Regions from separate parts of the Homo sapiens genome. Here regions 1 and 3 are each linked to region 2. Evidence: chromatin loops called from intact Hi-C (ENCODE). Cell type or tissue: PC-3. All regions are shown on one strand. Region 1 overlaps ST8SIA4 (ST8 alpha-N-acetyl-neuraminide alpha-2,8-sialyltransferase 4). Region 2 has its middle 100 kb from the start of FAM174A. Region 3 has its middle 41 kb from the start of MIR548P.

What was found. Peaks named below come from ENCODE experiments on the same cell type or tissue, not always from the same donor. Only the 100,000 strongest peaks of a DNase experiment are listed, where the experiment ranks them.
Region 1: it touches region 2 in a loop (8-fold over the local background); 3 of 110 quality-filtered maps call a loop at or near these places.
Region 3: it touches region 2 in a loop (3.0-fold over the local background); 4 of 110 quality-filtered maps call a loop at or near these places.

The regions. Positions count from the first base shown.
Region 1 is chr5:100,856,193-100,864,192 of GRCh38, forward strand. ST8SIA4 (ST8 alpha-N-acetyl-neuraminide alpha-2,8-sialyltransferase 4) reads right to left here. Exons shown (of 5, transcript NM_005668.6): 4 at 1-204. Among named protein-coding and RNA genes, the nearest start is that of ST8SIA4, 43 kb to the right of the region's middle. In PC-3, no CTCF peak of the experiment used is centred here; a DNase peak (open chromatin) is centred at 3,159; H3K4me3 peaks cover 474 bases; H3K27ac peaks cover 768 bases.
Region 2 is chr5:100,632,159-100,640,158 of GRCh38, forward strand. No RefSeq gene overlaps it. Among named protein-coding and RNA genes, the nearest start is that of FAM174A, 100 kb to the left of the region's middle. In PC-3, no CTCF peak of the experiment used is centred here; a DNase peak (open chromatin) is centred at 3,063; H3K27ac peaks cover 1,101 bases.
Region 3 is chr5:100,771,411-100,779,410 of GRCh38, forward strand. No RefSeq gene overlaps it. Among named protein-coding and RNA genes, the nearest start is that of MIR548P, 41 kb to the right of the region's middle. RefSeq lists enhancers at 5,357-6,556, 6,328-6,397. In PC-3, a CTCF peak has its summit at 3,569 (motif pointing right); a DNase peak (open chromatin) is centred at 6,441; H3K4me3 peaks cover 1,150 bases; H3K27ac peaks cover 2,205 bases.

The DNA of each region.
Region 1 (8,000 bases), 220 kb after region 2:
TGCTTCTCTCCTCCTTTGACCATGAAAGCAGGAATCCAAAGGACACTGTCATTCAGCATGGAAAGTCTATGCACAAATTTTTCTCTGTCACTCTCATTTCGAAAGCCTCCAAATGCTCTTTGTACAACTGATGGATTCATGGTAATAAAATCTGATTTAGTTCCCACATCTGCAGCAAACTCCACCACAGGAGCTAGATTACACCTGAAGAGGAAAAAATTAATGGGACAAATGAAAAAAAAAGAAATATTCACTGGTAAAATGGTGTTCATGAAAAGAAGAATGGGAAATAAGCATTTTTTTAACCATGTGAAAAGAAAACCAAAAGATCATCTACTTGGTAAGATTACATTTTCAATAAGTCTCCGCACGTGCAGGAATACTGCCTGCAATAAAAATATACAGTCCCAGTACAGGGCTCAAAATGCCTCTTGTATGAATTCAACCTGTTGTCTAAGAATATCCTTTGCTATTATCTCATAAAACCACACAATTTGAATTTGTAATCAGAGAATTTATGATGGTAAATTCACAAGGGTTCTTTGGCCATTCAGTAGTCAATTTAAACCACATGCTGCTCTACAAGTGAATAAAACACATTGGACTTGACATTCTAATCTGCACCACTTGTAAAGCTTAAGTCATTTCAACAACTTTGTAAGTGTAAGGAAATAAAGTTGGCTTTACTTACACACTGAGGTTAGGGGAAAAGTGCAATTCCTTATAGTGTTTTACACAAACATATTTACAATTGCTTTCTATAGGTCTAAATGGGGAAGAAAAATAAGAAAAGTGGAGATGTCATATTTAATATGACTTTCTGGGGTTTTAAGTAATATAGAAAAGCTCTTACTATAAGATCAAATATCAGCCTTCCTGTTATTTTAGGACATCCTCAAAATATCTGTTTTCCCTTTTCGGACGTATGCATCCCTGGGGAATGCATATGTAGGGAAAGAACAGAATATGCCGTACTGTTTTCTCCACTAGAGCCATAAGGTTTTGAAAAGAGCTTGGGCCTGATGTTGTTTATATAACCTGTTATTTATATTTATATAATCTAATATAACATTCTTATATTAGAAGAAAGCTTTGAAAAGCACCTTGAATTTGGCCTTTAACCAATTTCTGATGCTTCTTTGATCGGTCACATAGACCTTTTTATACCTGATTTTAAAAATAGCTTCATTTTTTTTTTTAAAAAAACTATTTTTAACTTGCTTTTAAAAAGGTAGGTTTTAGTTGATAAAAGAAAAGTTAGATTTTGATAAACAAGAGTTTACTGTATTGGGAAAAAGTTGTTTGAATCGATTCAATCAAACCCTTCATGAAAATATGAAACTATTTTTAATACTTTTATCAGCCTTTCAAGGGAAGGGATTTTCTTTTTCTGCATTTTTGCATGTTTGGCTACATTATGAAAGTTCCTTACATTTCTCTTCCTTGTGTATTTTGTCACATTAATTGAATTATTAAACATTTTAATTAAAAAGTAAAGTATGTGTTCTGATACTAAAAATACTGTCTTATATATCGTTCCTTATCTCTCTTAATTAATATATCTTGTTACTTCCTAGATCTCCGACAATATTTAGCTACAACAACAAATATATTTCATCTCAAATTCTCTGTTATTTAGGGTTAGCTACTGAGGGAAAAATATTAACACAATAATATTATTTAGAAAGTATAAAGATTATTATCTTTTCAATTTGGGTATCTTTAATTACATCCACTATATTATATGACAGAGTATGTATTTGTTTCTACTCATGATTCATACCACTAATTATTATTAGATATTATTCATTCTCATTATGGTAAGAATATTACAAACAGGACTACCCAGAAAAAGATTTGCTGCATGCGAATACTTGTCAAAGTGAACACCTTCTTGTGGAACTCAAGGAAGATCAAGGACTTGATCATTTTAAAGTCCTAAGATGTGCTCTACACAAATATTAAAAGTAATCTAAACTCCTAATGAAGCTAGTTATCACATGAATTTGGATACTATGGGGAAAAGTATATTCTGGACATCATTATTACTGACACTTCTTTAGGTAAAATAGGGAGAATACATGTAACATTACAGTTAACATGTTCCTGTTGGGGAAGTGGCTTTGGACATATTTTTCCACTAAAACAAACCCTCAGTAATTTCTTTTTAGAGGATTCCAATTGTAGAGAAAACAATATTTGTACTTTATTTTCACTATAATAGTAAAACTAGTAAAAACCAACCCAATTAAATAGAATAAAAATGATATATTCTGCTGAATTATCCCTTCAGGAAAAAAATCACTCAATTACTGTATACTTTTTCTTGCCACATCTTTAAACATCCCACCCCCTATCCGTATTTGCCAATACCCACTCTTGATTTTCTGGTCATGAATTTCTCAAAAGGTGGTAAGATGCTCATCAATTAAAGCTGAAGGCTGAAAGATAAATGCTTTCCACTTTGAAAGCAAAAAGAAGCTAATGGAATAAGAATATTTATGGAGAACAGATTAATTTAGGAAACAAACCAACATATTTGATTTAATTAATGAATGCTAAATGAGTATGGTGCTAACTAAAGGAGCAATTGGAGATCAAAGAGTAACAAATCCACATGCAGAGTCTTGAGGATCTGAGCAGAGCACAATCAGACTTTGTCAAGGATAGTAACTGAGGTACAGGAAATAACAAGACAGAAGACACTTCATAAAATACAACGCTTTGTGGTTTTAGGAGTCCAGCTTGTTCATTTTCCTGGGGAAGAATATATATACATTTTCCCTGGAAAATAGAGTAATACAATGTCCACATGTTGCTGGTAAATTAACAACTCTGTGGTTGAGTCAGATTTTTAGTCATATAATTAGCTGAATGCCACTTATTTAAAAGAAAGCATTAAAAAATCAAAAATAACCAACGAGCTGTGTTGCACTCCAGCAATTCAGTAGACTTGTTGTGAGCATCCAAACATTACTAGCAGCAAAACTGCTGATTGAGCAGGATTATGAATATATTTGCCATCACAATTTTCATTTTTCTTTATAAAAAATTCCTTAGAGGTTATAATATTCAAAATTAGCCAGAATGTGTCTCAAGCATTTATGAGTAATACATGATACTCATATTACTCTTAATCTCATAAAATAGAGGAGTAGCCAGTTTTAAAATGATGGACTTTGGTGAGTCAAAATTGTTGAGTGCATATAAACATTTAATAGAGTCAAACAACATTATCTTTAGCCAATTTAAATATTTGTGCCCATTTTATATTTGACATGTTGAAAACATATACACAGAATTAGCTGTATTAACAATACTCTTTATTTACTCTAAACTTCCCAGTTCTCAATTTATTTGTGTTTATTCTCCAATATTGATTAAACACCTACAGGAATGCAGCTAACTCCACTGTATTCTAAGCCTCTGAATTTTCTTCCATGATTTCACACTGCATATGATGGCTTCTCATCCCTACATGCAAAATTGAAGGTACTTTCATGTTAATTTAAAAGTTATATAAAATATTTATTTTAGAATTCATAGGGAATAAATGTTTATTTCATGTGTGAGCACCTCAAGATTACAGAATTCCCTAGCAAAAAATCTCTCTTGGATTGGCCATTATTCTCTGCAGTTAAATGATACTTCAACAATGTATGCAACTAGGAGATCCCACTTGCATTTATTAACAGGCATTTATTGAGAGTTTGTTTTGCAAACACTACTCTAGAAGCTCAGACTTTTTTTCTAGCTATTTAGTTATTTATGTTATTTAACAATGACATAATCTATCCAATTTTTTAATTCTACATTTTTTAATTCTACAACGTATTGTATGTATCTGTGCTAGGTATAGAACTCATCATCCAAAACTGGAGTAAATACGGTGTAAAACATGGTGTTCTGTAATAATTGGAGGTTGTCACTTACATCCTTTCACACACCCAACAGATTAAATAAGAAGAAAACAATTCTAGGTGTATTATAGACCAAATTTTCCCCACCTTTGTTAATATTCAGACAAATTCCAAATACATAATTATCATCCTTTTTCTTTTTTGGCCAATCCCACTGTGTTGCTTCCTGTGCTAACTGACATCTCTCAGCCAAAACATTATTACCTACGGAAACACCTTTGTCAATCCACTGTGAAATAGGAACCAATGTCTTCTCTTTTCTGCCCCTAAAGGAAGCTTATTGATCCCGTTTGCTCCCATCTTGTTTCTCAGCTTGAGGAGCAAATAGAACAAAAAAAATCTGTTAGCTGTCTTTTCTTAGACTTTCTGATTACTTTCTCAAAATTTCTGTGGAAAGTTGGCACATGCGACCTGCCAGTCTCTTTGACTTTCCTGTCATGAAGGTTGTGGGCTCCACATAGACCTGAAACCATTCATTTTGCTTTGAGGTAAAAAGTAGTATCAACTTCACTTTTAGATGAGAAACTAAGGTTAAAGTGGTTGAGAAACATGTCCAAGGGCATATAGGTTATAAATGAAAAGCACCATCTAGTTTGGAATCATTCCAGGACAGGAGTTTTAACTGACACTATTATACATATGAGTTCATTCAGAAATGTGATAAATGTCTATAAATTCATCCTGCACACAAACCTTCCTATAGAACAAAGAGTGTTCTATCATTTATCCCTAGCTTTTCATCTCAGATTCCTAAGACTCAGGTATGTTATTCAAGGCCATTCAGCCATGACCTTTCCCAAATTTTGAGCAGTTATTAAACAAAAGGTTTTAAACATCTAAAACATAAATATAATATCTATACCTCAGATCTCTTGATAGACAGGATTTCAAAATGATACTAGAAAGTATTAAATAACTAATTGATAAGACTTTTGAAATATTAACCATAGGATTAAAATGGACTTTCATGTGGTATACCATAATGTAGTAAACAAAATATAAGAAATAAAGTTGAAATATCACATTAAACATTTGCATGTTCAGTATGATGAATAGGCACACAAAATACACACATACACACACACACACACCACATTTTATGCTTTTAACAATACCAATTGTTGAAATTCTCAACTTGATAGAAATACAAACAACACACATCATGAAAATAATGAAATGACTAAACAGAAGAGGAAATTTTTCACAAACCCAGGTTCGTTAACATTACTGGCAAGGGTGGGAAGAACAGTGTCATAATTTCTAGAGAAATTCACAGAATGAAAATATAATCAAACTCCTTCTAGCAAACAAAGATCTGCATACCAAGAAATATGTTAGACTGTGTCATTCCGATACTTCTGTGAAAAGAAAAATGGAATCATCGGTCAAATTTGCTATAACTGCACAAATTCTAGAGAATAGCTTAGATTTGGGAGGGGAGAAAAAGGGGAAGCGTGCCAAGGAAAAATATATTGTTTAATTTAAATAAAAATGTTAAATATATACCTCATATTTATCCAAATTTGGCTTAAACTTTAAGAAATAAAAGATATTTAGCTTCATTTCTATTCTTAGCTATTTGATCATCAGTAACCATGTGGGCAATGGAGTTCACATCAATCAAGTTACTTAACTTGTCCAAGCTTATAACTCTTTTTTTACTTCTTCCTTTATTGAAGTATAAGTGACAAATAAAAATATTTCAGAGATTCAAATTTTTCTATAAATCAGGCTAACACTGATGGGAACTGTACTGGGAAAATTAAATGAAACAAAATATTTGGAATGCCTCTCAAAATTCCTTGCCCTGGGTGGATAAAACATATTAGATTATGCTAATTCCTTTTACATGCTCTTTCCTTTTACAATCTATTATGATAATAAATCTTTTGAAATGCATGCAGGTAAGTTAAAGGCATGTCAAATAAGATCTCTGAGCAACAGCGTAAGGAAGCCCAAACTTTATTTATAACACATTTAGTAAGCCATTGTGGCTGAAATTTACTTTTGATCCCCTAGGAATTGAGACTTGAATGACTGATGGGGCCAGATTGCAAATATTTTAAATATTAGATGAAACAAATTTGACTCCATAGGCAGTGTGGAAACTTTAAAACTCATAGACATGGTCAATTGTACTTAAAAAGAGGAATATGACTCAACTGTTCAGGAGAATAAGGCCTCCCAGTTACAATTTCATAATAACATAATTCACATAGAAGATAAGAAAAATATTTTATTGTTGCTCTAAGAAGAATACTTAAATTTTTAAAATATTTATTTCTTTATTTCTTTATTTATTTTGAGATGGAGTCTCACACTGTCGCCCTGGCTGGAGTGCAGTGGCGGGATATCGGCTCCCTCCTATCTCCGCCTCCTGGGTTCAACTGATTCTCCTGCCTCAGCCTCCTAAGTAGCTGGGATTACAGGCGCCCCCCACCACCCCAGCCATTTTTTTTTTGTATTTTTAGTAGAGACGGGGTTTCACTATGTTTGTCATGCTCGTCTTAAACTCCTGTCTTCAGGTGATCCACCCGCCTCTGCCTCCCAAGTAGCTGGGATTACAGGCATGAGCCACCGCACCTGGCCGAATACCTTTTATTGAACATTTGTTATGTGCCAGGGAGCATTCTCTGTGCTTTGCATGTAATATATGTGATTCTCACAATAAGCCAATGAGACAGTCACTATTGCTGTTTTCCAATGATAAGGAAACTGAGTTGCAAGAAATTTGTCCAAGAGTACATAGTTTTAAGTAATAGAGGCAGATTTTAAGCTCATGCTCTTAAATATTATGTACCACTTAATCCCTAAGAATGGAAAGGAAGCAAAAAATAAATACAAAGAACTTGGTCAAAAGTTCAGTTGCATATGTGCAAGTGATATGGCTGTGACTTCTATCACCTTGTTGAACCTCATGTTTGGTCTGAAAGTCTGATTGGCTAAAGTGAAGGTTTCATCTTTTCTCAGTCTTCTGTAAATCCTCCTCCCCAAAGGTAGGGTCTTGGGTGGATAATCCCAGCATGCAGAAAGTCACTCCCAGGTAGGAATATACAGAAGGTTGTGCTCCTCTGAAAAGCCACCAAAGAAAACAGACATAGGAAAGAATGTGAAGGAAAATAAAAGGTTGATTCTGAGATTTCCTATGATGGAAGTGTGGGAAAAAGTTAGGTAATTAATAGTAGATGCACACACACTAAAGGAGGGAGGGAAGAAGGAAGCAAGGAAGAAAGAAGAAAAATGACCCACTTCTGAGATGCCATTTAAAAGTACAGTACTAAAATTCAGAACACATGAATTCAAATCAAGACTCTTTACAATAAAACCAGTGGCCCATATTCTCTTCCCTAAAATAAAAAGTTGTTCTAGGTGAAAATGAGAAGTAAAATCCACTCATGGAGTTTAATTTTAAAATAAATATATTGAAATGTGTAAATTTTTATCTTCTTTCTCTTCAAAAGATTTATATCATATAAGAAATGTACCCAGTATGAACAACTACACATAAACAAATGTTATTGCTGAAATAAAAAAATCTTCTTTAGCATTGGAACTCAAGTCTTGAAATAAATAATAAGAGGATACTGAAAGCATTATCTCAAAATATTATGAGGTCGCTAAAATGCTATTAATATCTTTAATTTATTTAAATGTAATCTAAAATACAATTATCTTTTCTGATATAAAGCAATGGATTAAAATAAGACATAAAATTAGAGAGTTATCCCAGGACTTCAGCTACGGACAAGTGGTAAGGACGGCTCTGTCTTACACTGTCTTTATTCACTTCAGCATATCAACAGAAAAGAATCTGTAAAATCAGGAAAGGTGCTTTTAGTCAGAGTGCTTACTTGTGAATCCACATTTTAAATCAAACTAAAACTTCACATTTATCAGCTTTCTCCTTGGAGACTTGAATGGTATGACTAATTACAAGTTAGCACTTGTTTTTTCAAGAAAGGATAAAAAATAGAGCATATTGTAAAAGGAACCAAAAAATGAATAAATTAAAATGATAAGACATCATAAAGACAACAATTTGTAAATACTTTTATCAATTAAAAAGAAATTCTAACAGCA
Region 2 (8,000 bases):
GCCACTTAACATGCTGAAAATGTAACACAGTGGAGTACTGAAAAGGATTCAGACACTGCTTTCTTAGTCCCTAGTTTTGAAAAACTCATATTTTAGTGAAGAAAATGATAGTTAATTAAACAAATAAATACAATGGGATGACTGCCTTGATAGCTGCTATGGAAGCACATAACAGAAACAAACGCCCAGGAATGGAGGTCACTGTCTTTATATCTGGAATAAATGTAAAACTAAGAGTTAGCTACACAAAGACAGGGAGTGTTGCTGGAGCGGAGTCCAGCATATGTGAAGCATGGGAGGCCTATAAGATGACATATTTTTGCAGAACTGAAAAAGAGTTAGGATGGACAGTAGTGGTAGAAGTTTGTGAAGTGTATAGTAAAGAATACTCTCAGAGAAATAACATTATATTGGGTTTACTGAGTACTCTTGAATGAATTTTAAATAGGTTGGTGAGATCATCAAACTTATTTATATAAAAGTAACCTAGGTTGTAAGTCAGAAACTAGTTTAGACGAGGCAAAATTAGGAAAAAGCTACAGAAAAAGCATTTGAAAGTCATTATAATAAGGAGAGAGATGAAAGTGGACTGAATGAAGTTATTGACAATGGGAATGGACAAAACAGGACCAAATTGAGTTGGCGACACAAAAGAGAAGTTCATTTAAACTCTGTCTTTTCTAGAATATATGAAACACCACACTGGGGAGTTTCCTGTTAAAGACATGAGGACAGGGGATCCATTGTAATAATTTGTGTTTTTCTGCAGTTTTCTTAAATAACTGTATTTTCTCATAATTTATAACTCTACTATGTGTTGATATCAGATATTACTTTTCACAATAGGTTTCTATTAACTCTCTGAATGACCTCTCCTCTTCAAATTTTGTCATTCTACCTTTAGTTTCCAACATGCTGCTATTGTATCTGAGGAAGACTTGTTAAACAGCACATACACCAGATTATTTATAAAATAAGACAGTCCTATTCATTAGACTGTAGTCCAGAAAATGAGGTTAGTCTTTTTTCTTCTATGAATCTTGCCATGTTCTTCAACCTGTTTGCCCATCAGAATCTTGCTTACTGGTCTGTAGCTATACAGATGTATTTTGAAAATTTGAGGTTGCCAGAAATATGAGCACTAAGTCAGCTTATTATTATATATTATTTATATGTTTAAATTTATTTTTCATATTATATTAGGAAAACCCTTGCATTCAATGTATAACTTTATGTTTGGTAGATAGAATTGAAAAAACCTACATTTTTTGACCAAACTGCATATTAATGAAGAGATAAGAGAGGCATATATGTTTATTTGAATTAGCTATCCATTAATTGTCTCATCTTTACATGAATTCCAAGAATCAAGCAATAAGACAGTTTTATAAAATTGGACTTTCTAATGGTTTTTAAAATGTGAGTATTTTGGTAAGTCTTTAAATTGACTAGCTAGATTGTACTGATTAAAATTGCCATTTCAGTACAATCCTTTTAGGTGATATTTATAGCTATCATGTAATTCCTATCATAAGATTTACCACCATTGTCATATGTTATCATTCAATTAAAAAGCCATATTATGTAAATACTATCCCTACCTTGTTATATTTTTAAATTAGAGTATGGAGATTAGTAACATCTCTCTACTATTTATCTATCTATGTCCTCTAGCAACCTTTTTTTAAAACCTTCCTTCCAGGTCTTGTTTTCCTGCTAAGACTGTTTCTGGTTAGTACAATAAGCAAATCTACTGCAGTAACTTTTTCTGACCCAGGAACTCTGAAGAAATTCATAGAGTTAAACAAATTTTTTTCATGACTTGGGATGCTGAGCAACTATGCTTTTCACAGGGCCTGCCACCCGGATTCTCAAAGGATTATGCCTGCAGAGTTATCAATACAGATTGTCTTTGAACAGAATTGGCTTGGAGAACAGTTCCAAAGTCTCTGCCTCCTGTTTCCTGGTCATTTGACTGCAGGGCATTTATAACCAACCAATGAATCAATTAATTAAATGCTTTCCTCTTTTAGGAAAGAATCTTCATGAGTGTCTATTATATTCTCAAACTCTTAGAGAAGACCATAATACAAGGCTTCTGAAATTCAGGTATATGAGAGTCCAGAGTTCTCTCTGTGTCAGCCACTGTGCTAAGGCCACTTGTAGAGCATGGACACGCAAAACGGCTGATAAACATTTTATCAGTATTCTTACCATAAGAAAATCCATTTTATATTTTAATTGTTTATATTCTGAGATTTCTGGAGTAAGTTATCGAAGGGGAAAATGATTTTTTCACAGATGCATATTTTCCTTTGCAACAATTATAGTTTTAGTTTATCTTTGTTTTCACCTAATTACTGATAGTTGAAAAATATGTCAATATTTGTTGAATTTTCCAAAATACTTTCCTTTTAAAGGGCATAATACACCATTAAAAATGTTTGATAGGAAGGAATATTCAGCTCAATATTAACGATGAATAATTGATAGCACAGAGAGATTAATTGCTAATTCGAGGTCACACAGTTGGTCAGTCTTTATTCAGAAAATGAAGTCATTATTTCAAGGCCACAATGATGAGGCTTCATAATTCCCATAATAATTCCAACTTAAGTTTTTATATGTTATCTTCATGAGAAAAGGAGCAAATATTTCCTTGTATGTAACTTTCAAAATAATTTATGAGGCTCTATTATCTTTTGTTCTTTCTAAGTTTATATTTGTCTACTTTTTTACACGTTTAAACATTTTTTTGGGCTCAGCATAAGAAAATACTTTTAGAGATTGAATTATAGAGAAAGTTGCTAAAAATATTCATACTCTATCATGAGACTTTAACATTGTGGTCAAAAACTTAATCTTAAAATTTCAAGCTTATAACATATATACATATGCAAATAAGTAGTCAAGAATAGTTTTTTGAAACGTTTCATCTGACTCACAGGGGCTAACTGAGCTATGAAATGTGAAAATCTGCCAAACATGAAACTGAGAAGAAAACTCAAACATGCCCAGGGCAATAAATAAGATTTATATTTTTTTTGTTTGTTTCTGGTGTGTGTTTGTTTTTATTTCTAGCTGACTAATGTGTATCTTCAGTGATGAATAATATGACAAAATAATCTTTACTGAACTCAACAATCTGAATCTTGAGTAAATTAGACATGAAGAAACTTATGAAAATTTTATGTGATGTGCTAATGGCTTGCTTCTCTTTGGCCCTTTTCTCTGTTTTGTTGTCTAGCAATATTCAAATCCTTGCCCATTAGTTATGGAATTTCTAAGGGTAGGTACTTAGTTTTAATCTAGTTTTTCAATTCCAGGTTCTAACACAGTGTTTGGCTCAAAATAAATACTCAACAAATTGTACAATAATAAAGTAACTTGAAAAGAAAATCACATGAAAACTTGAATGTTCATAAATCTTAAAGAAAAATCACCTAACTTCAGATCTTTTCCTAAGAATCTTCTTCATTCACTTTACCACTCCTATCCTCATCTTAATGGAACAGAAGTGAAAAGGAGGAGGATAAACATTTTAGCTTTTAGCAAATTAAAGGAATCAAAAAATAAGAATATCTTCATAAAATAGAGGTGACATTTTTTAAACGGAGCTTGAAAAATGAATAGAATTTTGACAGCACAGATTGTAGTGCTTAGATTGAAAGGAAAAACGAAGACTTAGTAGCATAAGATTGAATGTGTGAAGCAATGGCAATTGATTTAACTGAAGACCAGGGTAGGTATATGGGAAGACTTGTACAAATTTAGGCCACAACCTTGAAAGCCAGGCAAATAAGTTTACCTTAATTGGTTAGAGATAAAAGTCCATTATGTTTTTAAAGGTCATCTTTTTTTTTTTTTTTCTTATTTTTTTGAGATGGAGTCTTGCTCTTGTGGCCCAGGCTGGAGTGCAATGACTCTATCTCGGCTCACTGCAACCTCCACCTCCTGGGTTCAAGCGATTCTCCTGCCTCAGCCTCCCGAGTAGCTGGGATTACAGGCGCCTGCCACTACGCCCAGCTAATTTTTGTATTTTTAGTAGAGATGAGGTTTCGCCATGTTGGCCAGGCTGGTCTCAAACTCCTGACCTTGTGGTCCGCCCACCTCGGCCTCCTAAAGTGCTGGGATTACAGGCGTGAGCCACTGCACCTGGCCATCTTTTTATATATACTAGTCTCTTTTTATTTGACTGGATTGGATCTTCAGCCTCTATGTAAATAGTATTCTCAACAACAGTAATCCTTTCCCTGTTCACTATTAACCGAGCAGTAAATGATCCTCAGTATTCGATTCTGCCTTTAGACTCTTCTTCTGTTTAAAAAGCAATATTTTTCTGCAGTGCCAGCTACTCAGGAGGCTGAGGTGAGAGGATCACTTGAGCCTAGATGTTCGAGGCTGCAATGAGCCATGATCATTCAGTGAGACCCTCTCTCTAAAAAAATAATTAATTGAATAAACAATGTTTCTGAATATATTATAAAGGAGAAATCATATGTACTCTTGTTGCCCTCTGATTGAACTATTTGCTTCCTCTCTCTCTGGGTGAATACATGTGCTTTTGTTTCACCACCTGACTTCTTAAAAGTCAGAGCAATTTTCATACTTTAAACATTCACATTTAATATAGATAATAAATTAAGAATTTTCTTTACACTTCTCAATATTAAATTTATTTCATCCAGTTATAGAGATTCAGGGACCTAGTATACTGAGATAAGAATTGGTTCCAGTAGTTTTATAGACTTAAGATAATTTTTGGTATGTTATTTTTAATTTTATAGGCTCAAAGAAGCCAAGATCCATTTCTCTTAGGACTTGGAATAATCCTTTGGGTTGTATTTTTAAAAATCCCTTTCTTATATCTCTCTGCAAGACCACTGTATGAGGAATAAAAGTGTTGGGTCAATTCCAAACCACTCTAAAGTGGAATTAAACTGAGGCTTCTTTCTCAAGCCAAGGTGAGCCGGAATAAGGTCATTCTTGAAACATATGAGTAAGTGCCATTGCTCTCAACATTATTCTATAGACCAATTTTTACAACATGGGTAGAGAATTAAAAGAAAAAAAGGTAGTTTTCCAGTCTTATAATCATGTTGTTTTCATCACTTGTGTATTTGTAGCAGAAATTGAAGATATTACAGAACAAACAATATTCAAACACCCTAAGAACACTGTACAATAACAGCAAGGCTATTTCAATTTACTGTTTTGAAATGTTAAGTATCTCACTTTTTTTCTTCTCTTTTTCAGTCTGCATATTCTCCGTACTTGGCTACTTGATGCTGATCCTCTGGTGAGGTCTACTGCTGACCCAGACAATGCAAGCTCTGGTCTTTACCCTTTGCCCATCAGCCCTTTCCCTCCTCCTCTGACACCAACTTTCATCTTCCCTGCAGCCAGAGTTTTCCAGGCATGAAAAAGTGACTCTCTTCTCAGATATGACAGGCAGAAAAGCTGCCACTTACACTGAGTGCACTTTGGGTCTTTAGAGGAAAGTAAGGGGAATTCAAATGAGGGGAACCCTTCATGTAGCTTCGCAGTTAACTAACTTTGATGACTGTTTATCTTTCATCTTCACAGCTGTTTTTTTGAAGCAAATATATTTAAGGAAAATAGTAAACTAGATCCTAAAGTTTAAAATACCTTTCCTTGTTGTATCCTCTGCTTTCTTTTTCCTTGTCTATTAAGTTTAAGACAAATTTACAATGAAAATAAAGTGGACCTCTGATGGTACCCTGAAGTCTGAATTTTTTATTATTATTATCTTTTCTTTTTCATTAGGTCTGACTCCTGTGTAACTATGCCTGCAGGGAAGGAGATACTACCCAAGCAGGCACTGTTATTATTTGGAGCTATAATATATCCCTTTTACAGGTTGTTTTGCATTTCTTTCCTGGAGATAATAGCAGTATAATTTTGAAATATTCTTTAGTAGAAGCTTCTACTATTATACATCATAGAAAAAATTTGACTTGCACTGGTCACTGTAATATATTTGTCGTTACATATATTCAGCAACTGTTTATAGCAAGTTTGGCTTAGTTGACTGATACATTTCCTTAATTATTTAGATAAGAATAATCATAAGCATTAAATATGGAAGGAAAGTTGGTTTGAGGCTACCCAGAGGACTGTGAGATTTTGTTGCATTTCGGTCTGACATGTCCTTACATGCTTCAGTATAGAAGAAAGTGTAATAGAAAAAGTCACTTGATTTTTACTTCCAGGTCTCCCACTATTATTTCCACAGGCAAGAGATTTCATGTCTTCATACTTCAGATGCTTATTTATAAAGTTAATGAAGAGCTTGGCTATTTCCAAAGCCTTTCTCAGAAATATATATTTCCTCAAGCATAGGAAACATTTAAGATTTAAATTGTAACAAGTCCTTGCTCAGGAATATGAATGGATGTGATGAGGTTCATGACACAGTACCTCAAAATGTGGCACCATGGAATACTGAGTATTTTAACCTAAAGGAATTTTAGAAAACAACAGAAGCAGGAAGGACACTCTGACATTCCTTCACAATTCTCCTCTGAAGCAGGCCATAAAAGAATTATCTGACATTCCTTTAAAGTCATAGAACCTTCATTTCAGATGGGTCTCTCTGTACTCAGAAGAAAGGAGTGAAGACACAGAGACAGTAGAATCTGAACAAACAGGCCAAACTTAGTTCTCCAGCTTATTGCCATTAGACCATACCCTTTTGTTCTCCAATCACTCTTCTTCATGATCGTCCATAAAAATACACAGTTTTTCCCGTTTCTATGGGTCTTCATTTCTGAAGGGTCCCATGTCTTGACCATAAACTTGTAATGGATGAAGAAAAGATATTACTCTTTTTCCCCTACAATTAAGTGCAAAATACAGGTTAAATAACTTGAGTCATGATTTTATATAGCTCTAAAAATTAGAATTCTATGTGGAAAAATAAAATGAATCTGATATAAATGTATGGCTCGTAGCTTTGAGACAGTCAGGTGGGAGGGGGACCCTGGAGAAACTCCAAACATCCTGCCCACTGGGGTGGAGCCACAGATGTTAGTGCCCTTTGCAGCATGGAAGAGCTGGGCTCCTCCTCTTCCTGTGTGGAACCTGAGATTCGAACACTGGGTGGAAATTGCTCTAGCGGATTGAGTACATTGAGTATCTAAAGTTATCAGAAGCCTGTATTTGAGAGCACCTGAAGAAACCAGGCACCTGGCTTTTCTAATGCTTCAGAGGGCCCCTGAAGTGTCCAGAAAAGAGAGGAAAACATGATTATTTGTCATGTTTAGGTACATGGGATTGCCAAAAATGATGTTCAATCTTCTTTAGGTTATATCTTAGTAAATAGTGCTTATATATGTTCCAGAATTGTATGGGATTTTTAAAATTCCAATGTCTGAATATATGCTATCAATTATAATTAAGGTTTTTACGTTAATTTATTGTAAACCACAGAGATAAGGAAACTTCTTTGTCAATCCTGTTTCTAACCATAACTGCCCTGGACATTTTGTTAAAACAGACAATTGCCTAGTTTTAATCCTTTTCAAAGGTGGCTTATAATGAGCTATAGAACTTTAACAGGTGCTCTCAAATACAGGCTTCTGATAACTTTAGATATTGTAACATTGGAAAAAAGGAAAATGGACAGGACTCATAAAGAGCTGCAATACTTATGAATATGAAGCAAAATAAGATTTAACTAAATGGACTGAACTCAGAAAGCTGAAGCTCTGAAGCAAATATTTTTGACTTTTGCTTGGAATATTGCTGATCCTTGTTTTGTTTTTCAGTGTCAAGGAAACTTATTTTTTAACTATTTACAGCCTTTAATACTTGAGTAAGTTATACTCCTATGAACAAAATTTGGAGCATGTTTGTTTTTCTCTGCTTGGTTCCTCTAGAATTTGGAAACTACCTGTGAGTATTCTTATGGCAATATAGTTGTTTGCATCAGTGCAATAAGAATCCATTTTGCTTTTGCAACAGATCACAATTGGAGA
Region 3 (8,000 bases), 140 kb after region 2:
AATAGTCTCAACTCAGGACCACTTTCATCTTTTTTCCCCTTTAGCTTTATTTCTTACTCATCACGTAAGCACAGATATCTAAAGTGGGAGAATTTTCCTTTAGCCAGGGGTTGGGGTTAGAAGGTGGGAGATGGGAAGGCATTTTCCTTCTTTTAAATTTTGATATTTTTTCTCTCCCTAAAAGTCACTATTTCTATTGTAATATTTGCCTCAAACACTGTATTAATAAATTTAGGCATGGGGCATGCAAAAGCCAGAGACTGGCTATTTCTTTACTAAAATCTCATCCTAAAACAGTGATGAATATACTGCTTGGTTTGGAAAATTAAGGTGGAAATAACAGGAGAAAAAACGTCTGCTAATAATACAGTATTGTTTTCAGCTGTATTTTAACCTCTTTGTGCTTTACTTCTTCAATAATAAAATAAAGATAACTGTACCCATCTTTCATAGTTATAAAGATTAAATAATACAACACTCGTTAAGTATTCTCATTTTTATCTTATCTGAATGTCATAGACTTCACCTTTAACATCAAATCAACTAATTGCTGTTTGTCACAAAAAGAATCAAGCAGAGAATACGCATGTTTAGGAAGAAAAATATCAGTTATGAGTAGAGTTGCCACAGGATTATCGTCCAGATGCGTTTTCTGCAATATTAGTGAAACATTACTCTCTTAGGGGCTGTGGAAGGGTTGCAGGTGATGCTGGGAAGCTAGATGTTCTAAAGCAATCCTAGAGTACTTGTCAGATGTCTTGATTAATTGCTGTTTTTGAAGCAGAAGTAAGAGCATCATATAACCGTGAACAAACACCAGACATCCAAATAAGCTCCCATCCAGTACAGCTCCACACCAGCCAAGGTACTCAGCTGTAAACTAGAGGTACTTGCTTGCCTTCTAAAGTCATCAATGAGCTTAGCCAACCAGCAAATGATAACAATAAACAACTATCCATGCATGAAACAAGAAATCAGAATTTTATACTTGTGTGCATGCTTAAGCTAGGAGAGATGCCAGTCATTGAGCTTTTTTAAAAAAAGAAAGTCTGTGGAAAAAACAAGATGGCTATTTAGAATCCCCTTCAAGACCCTGGGAAATGTACCCAGTGTCTTCCTAGCTCCACCAGTTTCTGCATATAGTGGAAAGAAGCTGTGGCTCCTGGAAGCCCCAGGAAATAAGCTACCTGCAATATGCAGAACAATTAACCTAAAGCAGATTCTGGCTGGTAAATGTGGGAGATGTGCCTTTGTTTGGTCAGGCAGAGACTTCCCTGATGTGCTCCTGTTAAGATTTTTCACACACATTTGAATTGCCTGCATTCAGCTGCTCCCCTGGCAGAAGTATTCTAAAGGCCTCACTTCTGTCACCCTGAATGAGTAGCTGGGTTGAGAGGACTGAGAGGATTTGAGAGGATTTATGTGGAGTGGCAATGAAGAGATACCCCCACCTGGGGAGTGGGGATAGGGTGTGTCTCTTCGTAGCTCCTCCACATTCTGCAGTTTGCTCGCAGTTCAATTATTTACTGAAAGTGAGTAACAAAATCATGTGTTTAGGCCTTTGATTAAAGAGAGGATAATGTTTTGTTAGATAAGTCAGCTGCAGAAATTCAGTCTGAATGTGGCTGCTGCCGCAGCTGAAAGGTTTTGATTTGGCTAATCACAGAGGTCTTTCTCAAACACTAACTAAGGACTCCAAGCAGAACAAATTCATTCCTGATGAAGTCTTGAAACCGACAACATGGAATAATTTGAATCACAGACCTGTAAAATTTGATCAGGATGGAATTAAACAACTCTCCTGAAGTGATTTGGCAGCCTATTTTAACCAAGGCACTACAGTGACACTGGGTAGCCAATGGAGGGTCATTTTTATCTGTAATCTTGCTCGGATTTCTGCTTCCAAAAGGAATTCTGAGGCTCATACCATGGAGGTTGTATTTGCTTGCCTGAAATCAAACTTGAAGATATGGCACAATACTCACTCGCATGCTCTATTCACTACCATTTATGGCTTCATCATTTTCAAAAGTGTCCAGACCTCTCTGGGATCCACTTATGTTAGGACCATATCTTGGGGGGTGATGGTACATATATATGTATTACCATCTGTGTGCAAAATAATTTCTTTTTATTTCTCCTACACTTTACATCTCATACATTTTAAAGGATTTAAAGTACACATAGATGGAGAGAAAATAGGAAATTAGCATAAGATCATCAGCCCAACCTTGAACTACACTGGCCCCAAGGTAGAAATTCTCTTTGAGTGGAATCTTTTTTCTTTTTTTTTGAGACGGAGTCTTGCTCTGTCACCCAGGCTGGAGTGCAGTGGCGCGATCTCAGCTTACTGCAAGCTCTGCCTCCCAGGTTCACGCCTCAGCCTCCGGAGTAGCTGGGACTACAGGCGCCCGCCACCACACCCAGCTAATTTTTTGTATTTTTAGTAGAGATGGGTTTTCACCGTGTTAGCCAGAATAGTCTTGATCTCATGACCTCGTGATCTGCCCGCCTCGGCCTCCAAAAGTGCTGGGATTACAGGCGTGAGCCACCGCACCCAGCCCTTTGAGTGGAATCTTAATGAAATATATTGACTCATTCACTTTTGTTTTCATAGTTTACTGGTCAGGCAATATTAGCTGGGCCTTCCGGGGACAGGGTAGATGAGAGGATAGAGTCTAAGTGGGAAGAGAGATTCCTCGAGTCCTACTCTAGATGCTGTAAATTCTGTTCTTGAATATAAGCAATTTGTACATTGTGATAAAAGACTCTCCTTTATCTTTGCAAGAAAATGTTAAAAATCATTATTAAACCATTTTACCACAAAAAGGTGCAACATCGAAAAAACATATTTTTAAATATTATGATCTACTTTCTTAGATATAGGTGTAATGAAGGAAACTTTCTGAGGATGGTACATAGGACAGAGCTCATCAAATTTTAGAAGGTGTATGTGGTGGTGGGATGAAGGGTCAAAATGGCAGCCGATTACAAAAGAAAAGAAGATCTAAAAAAATCAATATCCAAAATGGACAATAAAAAATAAAATTACTGAATTTCAAAGAAGGAAAGTGAGTAGGAGGTTTAAGAGAATGATAAAATGAAGATGATCCAAAAATGTGGTATAAAAATTGTGCATTTTTGAAGCAAACATCATATTATATTTTATTGATAGACCTTACATGTTACTGATGCTTGGTGACAAGAGAAATGTTATTGCTAGAGCAAGGAGTCTGTGGGTGGCAAGCCACCCAGGCGCCGAGGCAAGAGACCAAGGACATGAGCTGTTCCAGTATAATAAAATATAAAACAAGAATAGTTATACCAGATATAGAGCTTAGATATGATTATATATGAATATCATTAATCATTAGTTGGTAGTAATTACTCTTTATCCCAATATTATAATAATCCTCGCTCTATAATCATAACCTAGGAAAAACCAGGCCACACAGAGATAGGAGCTGAGGGGACATAGTGAGGTGTGACCAGAAGACAAGAGTGAGAGCTTTCTGTTATGCCCGGACAGGGCCACCAGAGGGCTCCTTGGTCTGGCGGTGACGCCAGCATCTGGGAAGACCCCCATTGTCAGGCGGACCGTGGTCTAGCGGTAGCGAAAAGTGTCAAGGAAAACCATCCGCTACTTAGCAGACCGGGAAAGGGAGTCTCCTTTTCCCTGGGGGAGTTTAGAGAAGACTCTGTTCCTTCACCTTTTGTGGAGGGCCTGACATCAGTTAGGCTTGCCGGCAGTTATCCGGAAGCCTAACCGTCTCCCTGTGATGCTGTGCTTCAGTGGTCACACTCCTAGTCCACCTTCATGTTCCATCCTGTACACCTGGCTCTGTCTTCTAGATAGCAGTAGAAAATTAGTGAAAGTACTAAAAGTCTCTGATATGCAGAAATATGGCATAAGCTGTCTTTCTCTTTGTCTCCTCTCTCTCTCTGCCTTGGCTGCCAGGCAGGGAAGGGCCCCCTGTCCAGTGGACACGTGAACCACGTGACCTTACCTATCATTGGAGATGACTCACACTCTTTACCCTGCCCCTTTTGCTTTGTATCCAATAAATAACAGCGCAGCCAGACATTCGGGGCCACTACTGGTCTCCGCGCGTTGGTGGTAGTGGTCCCCCAGGCCCAGCTGTCTTTTCTTTTATCTCTTTGTCTTGTGTCTTTATTTCTACACTCTCTCATCGTCGCACACGGGGAGAGACCCATGGACCCTGTAGGGCTGGTCCCTGCAGGAGTCAAACAAATCGCTGGCTTCTCACAGCAATGAACAGGGTCTCTCACTTCAAGTTATTTATCCAGTGGCATTACTTCTTTGTGTTTTCTGAGGCATGCAGAGTGACATTGTGGGTAGAGGCCAGAGGGTGCTAAAGCCTGAAAGTGTGACATTTGCCTACAAATGCATATAAAAATGCACGTGCTCAATGTTTAAAACAGCTTTTAAATTCAAAGGAAATTCTTTTTAAACTAAGCTTTGCTCTTCAAAATGTTGTAAAAATTCCCAGGGTAGAAGGAGGTCCCCTTTTTAAAAATTTTCATTAAGCAATAATCCATTCCGATAATAAGCATCAAGAAAAGGAAATTAGGTCTACTAACGTGACACATTTCCTTTAATATATATAACTTAGTTCCTTTTTTTTTTTTTTTTGAAGATGCAGTGGCACAGGTAAAGAAATACAAACTTTTCCCTACCACAACTCTACCCTAAAGCTTAAAATATTTTTAAATGTCTCTGATGCATTTACTCAAAAATATATATTATTTATATTTTAAGCTACCCAGTCTATGGTATTCTGTAACGGCAGCCTAAACTAAGACATGATTATTCTTAACAAATCACAATGTTTCTTTGCCATAATTATATATATTATATACACTTCTTTCACAAACCATTGTTTGTGAAATATAAGGCTCATACAAGAGAGGCTGATTGAAGAAGTATGTATTGCTGAGTCACAACAGCAGAATACAAAAAAAATTTGGTCTCCTTTAGTGAATTCTAATGTCAACATTAATTTAAAGGAGAGAAGAATGCTCTTAATAAGTTTGGAAGCATTTATTTATTTGTGGTTTGTTGTGGCTTAAATGTTTGTATCACCGCCAAATTTATATGTTAAAATCCTAACCCACAATGTGATGTAATTAGGAGATGAAGCCTTTGGAAGGTGATTGGGCCATAAGGGTGGAGCCCTAATAAATGGGACTTGTGCCCTTATAGAAGAGACCTTGAGTGCTCACTCCCTCTCTCTTCACTATGTGAGGATACTGCAGGAAATCAGTCATCTGAAAATCAGGAAGAAGGCCTTCACTAGACACTGAATTTGCTAGCACCTTGATCTTGGACCTCCCAGCCTCTGGATGGTGAGAAATAAATGTTTGTTGTTTGGCAGGGTGCAGTGGCTCACGCCTGTAATCACAGCACTTTGGGAGGCCAAGGCAGGTGGATCACGAGGTCAGGAGTTCAAGACCAGCCTGGCCAACATAGTGAAACCCCGTCTCTACTCAAAATACAAAAATTAGCTGGGCATGGTGGCACGCACCTGTAATCAGCTACTCAGGAGGCTGAGGCAGGAGAATGGCTTGAATCTGGGAGGCGGAGGTTGTGGTGAGCTGAGATCACACCACTGCACTCCAACCTGGATAATAGAGGAAGACTCCATCTCAAAAACAAAACAAAACAAAACAAAACAAAAAAAAAACAGTTTGTTGTTTAAGCCACCCAGTCTTTGGTATTCTGTTATATTAGCCTGAATTAAGTCCTGATTATTCTTAATAAATCACAATTTTCCCTTGCTATAAATTATTTTAAAATAAATTATATAAAAATGCACAGAAAATGAAGACCTTAATTAAAATAAATTGGAAGGCATTCCAAGTGCTATTAACATTAAGTGATAGGCCCATTTTCTCTGATTTACCAGAACAAAAGGCAAGTCATTTGACATTTCCTTGGCCTTAAAATATCCACCTGGAAATGGAGATGCTAATTTTAATGTAATTCAGATAACTGGTAACATGTATAACTAATATAAATGCTTATAACGTATTGTCCTGCATATACATTATTATGACAAATGTTAAAAGAGAATATTTTGTTTTTCTGATATTCTCATGTTGATTCCAGAGATAAAGACATACTGTTTAAAAGGAAGAATTTGGATCCTTGGGAAAACAACCAGTAAAGATTTTGACAAATATCTATAGACTTCCCACATTACTTACAAGTTGACTATAGACTCCATCACTGCCTTCAAGTATGATAAAATTGCTAATTTCATGGGGTATGTCTAAGCTCTTTTCTTTGGTTTCTCTGAGGTACTTTTTAAATGTTTATTGGGGCTATCTTAAAACTATCTTCCTTTGATTCTTCTGAAGTTGCATTTTAAAGTTTTGCTTCCCAGTGACTCATGCTTTCTTCATTTCCTGTTTCAGCTTCTCTTCTGCCGTCTGCTCCATAAATGGGGCCCTCTGCCAAGTTTCTGTTCCCTTTCTATGTTTTCTCTCTTATACATTGTATATACCTCTATGGCTTTAAATGTTGCTACTAAGTTAAAGATTTCTCAATTCATTTATTTGGCAGCATATCTCTCTTGGTTCCAGTTAAAATTTCAGCTCCCCATCCGTAAGCTTTACATGTGCATCCTATGTAATATTTCTGGCTTCCAGCCTGTTCTGATCATGTTGCACTTGGAGAATACCTTTTCCTTGGTGAATTTGCTTCCTGATTCTCCCCGCTGAATAGCAACCACATCTCTAATTCAAACCTCTCGGCTCCAGATCAGTACATTCAATATTCAACTGGTTCTTTAATAATTACACATTAACACAAAAAAGTTACAGCAGTTCAACTTACCATACACAGGGTTCTTGATTTACCACTCTTCAATCTGATTCTTTTCTGGTGTCCTTTGCCTCAGTGAATTATATCACTCTCTATATTGTTTCACAAATTAGAAACATGGGCGTTATCTTTGACTTATCCACATGTGCAATACAATACAACCATCACCACTGATTTAATCAAAGCTACCTTAATGTTTCCCCCATATTATCAGAAAGCTTAACAATTCTCTTCATATAAGCACTTATTTTCTTCTCTCCTCTGCTTTCTTTACTGCAACTACACTCAGTTTCCATTTCCTTTCTCTTCATTTATCTGAAATTCTACTCATTCTTAAAATCTCAGTTTATGGTCCAATTCTTCAAAAGTTTCCATGATTTCTACTGGCCGTCAAATTTTATTTTAATTTATAAAGTAGCAATATCTTGGAAAGCTAATGTGCTTTCATTTAGACCCATTTCACAGATGAGAAATTTAAGGCTCAAAAGGAGATGTCATATGCCTGAAGTCCCCTAGCTACTCAGTAACAGAGCAGGGGTTTGAAAACAAGTTTATGTCACTTAAAATTCAGCCTGGTCTGCAATATTACCTCCCACAATGTTCAATCTTGTCTCTAATGTTTTAGTGTTATTACTATGGTACTGTTTTTGTGTTTCCATTGTTTCATATTCTCATCCGGAGTAGAAACTCCCAGAGAGAGGAACCATTGCTTCATTTGATCATTTAACAAATGCTTTTGTCTATTATATACCTGACATTACACTAGGACCTAGGAATACAGAGCTAACATGTCAAATTTAACAATAACTAATTGTCTCCATGATAAAAGATACTGTTTGGCAGGTCTAAATAATTACTAATAAACCCCTAATATTCTCTATTTTAATGTTGACTATTAAAAATCTGCATCAGATATAGCTTTTTATAAAGCCAGTTATAGAAATCTTGAAAAAGTGTTTTGGGATATAATTCTGATTTGGAAGATATAAATAAATTCTTTTTAAAAATATCCTGATGAAATACTCAGAGGTACAGTCAATTTTTATATACCATTTAAGGTATTATGTAAGGTTCAACATAGATGACATGTTTAACAGTACATATTATAGAAATTCACAGACTGAGTTCAGAAGTGATTAAATAGATATCAATA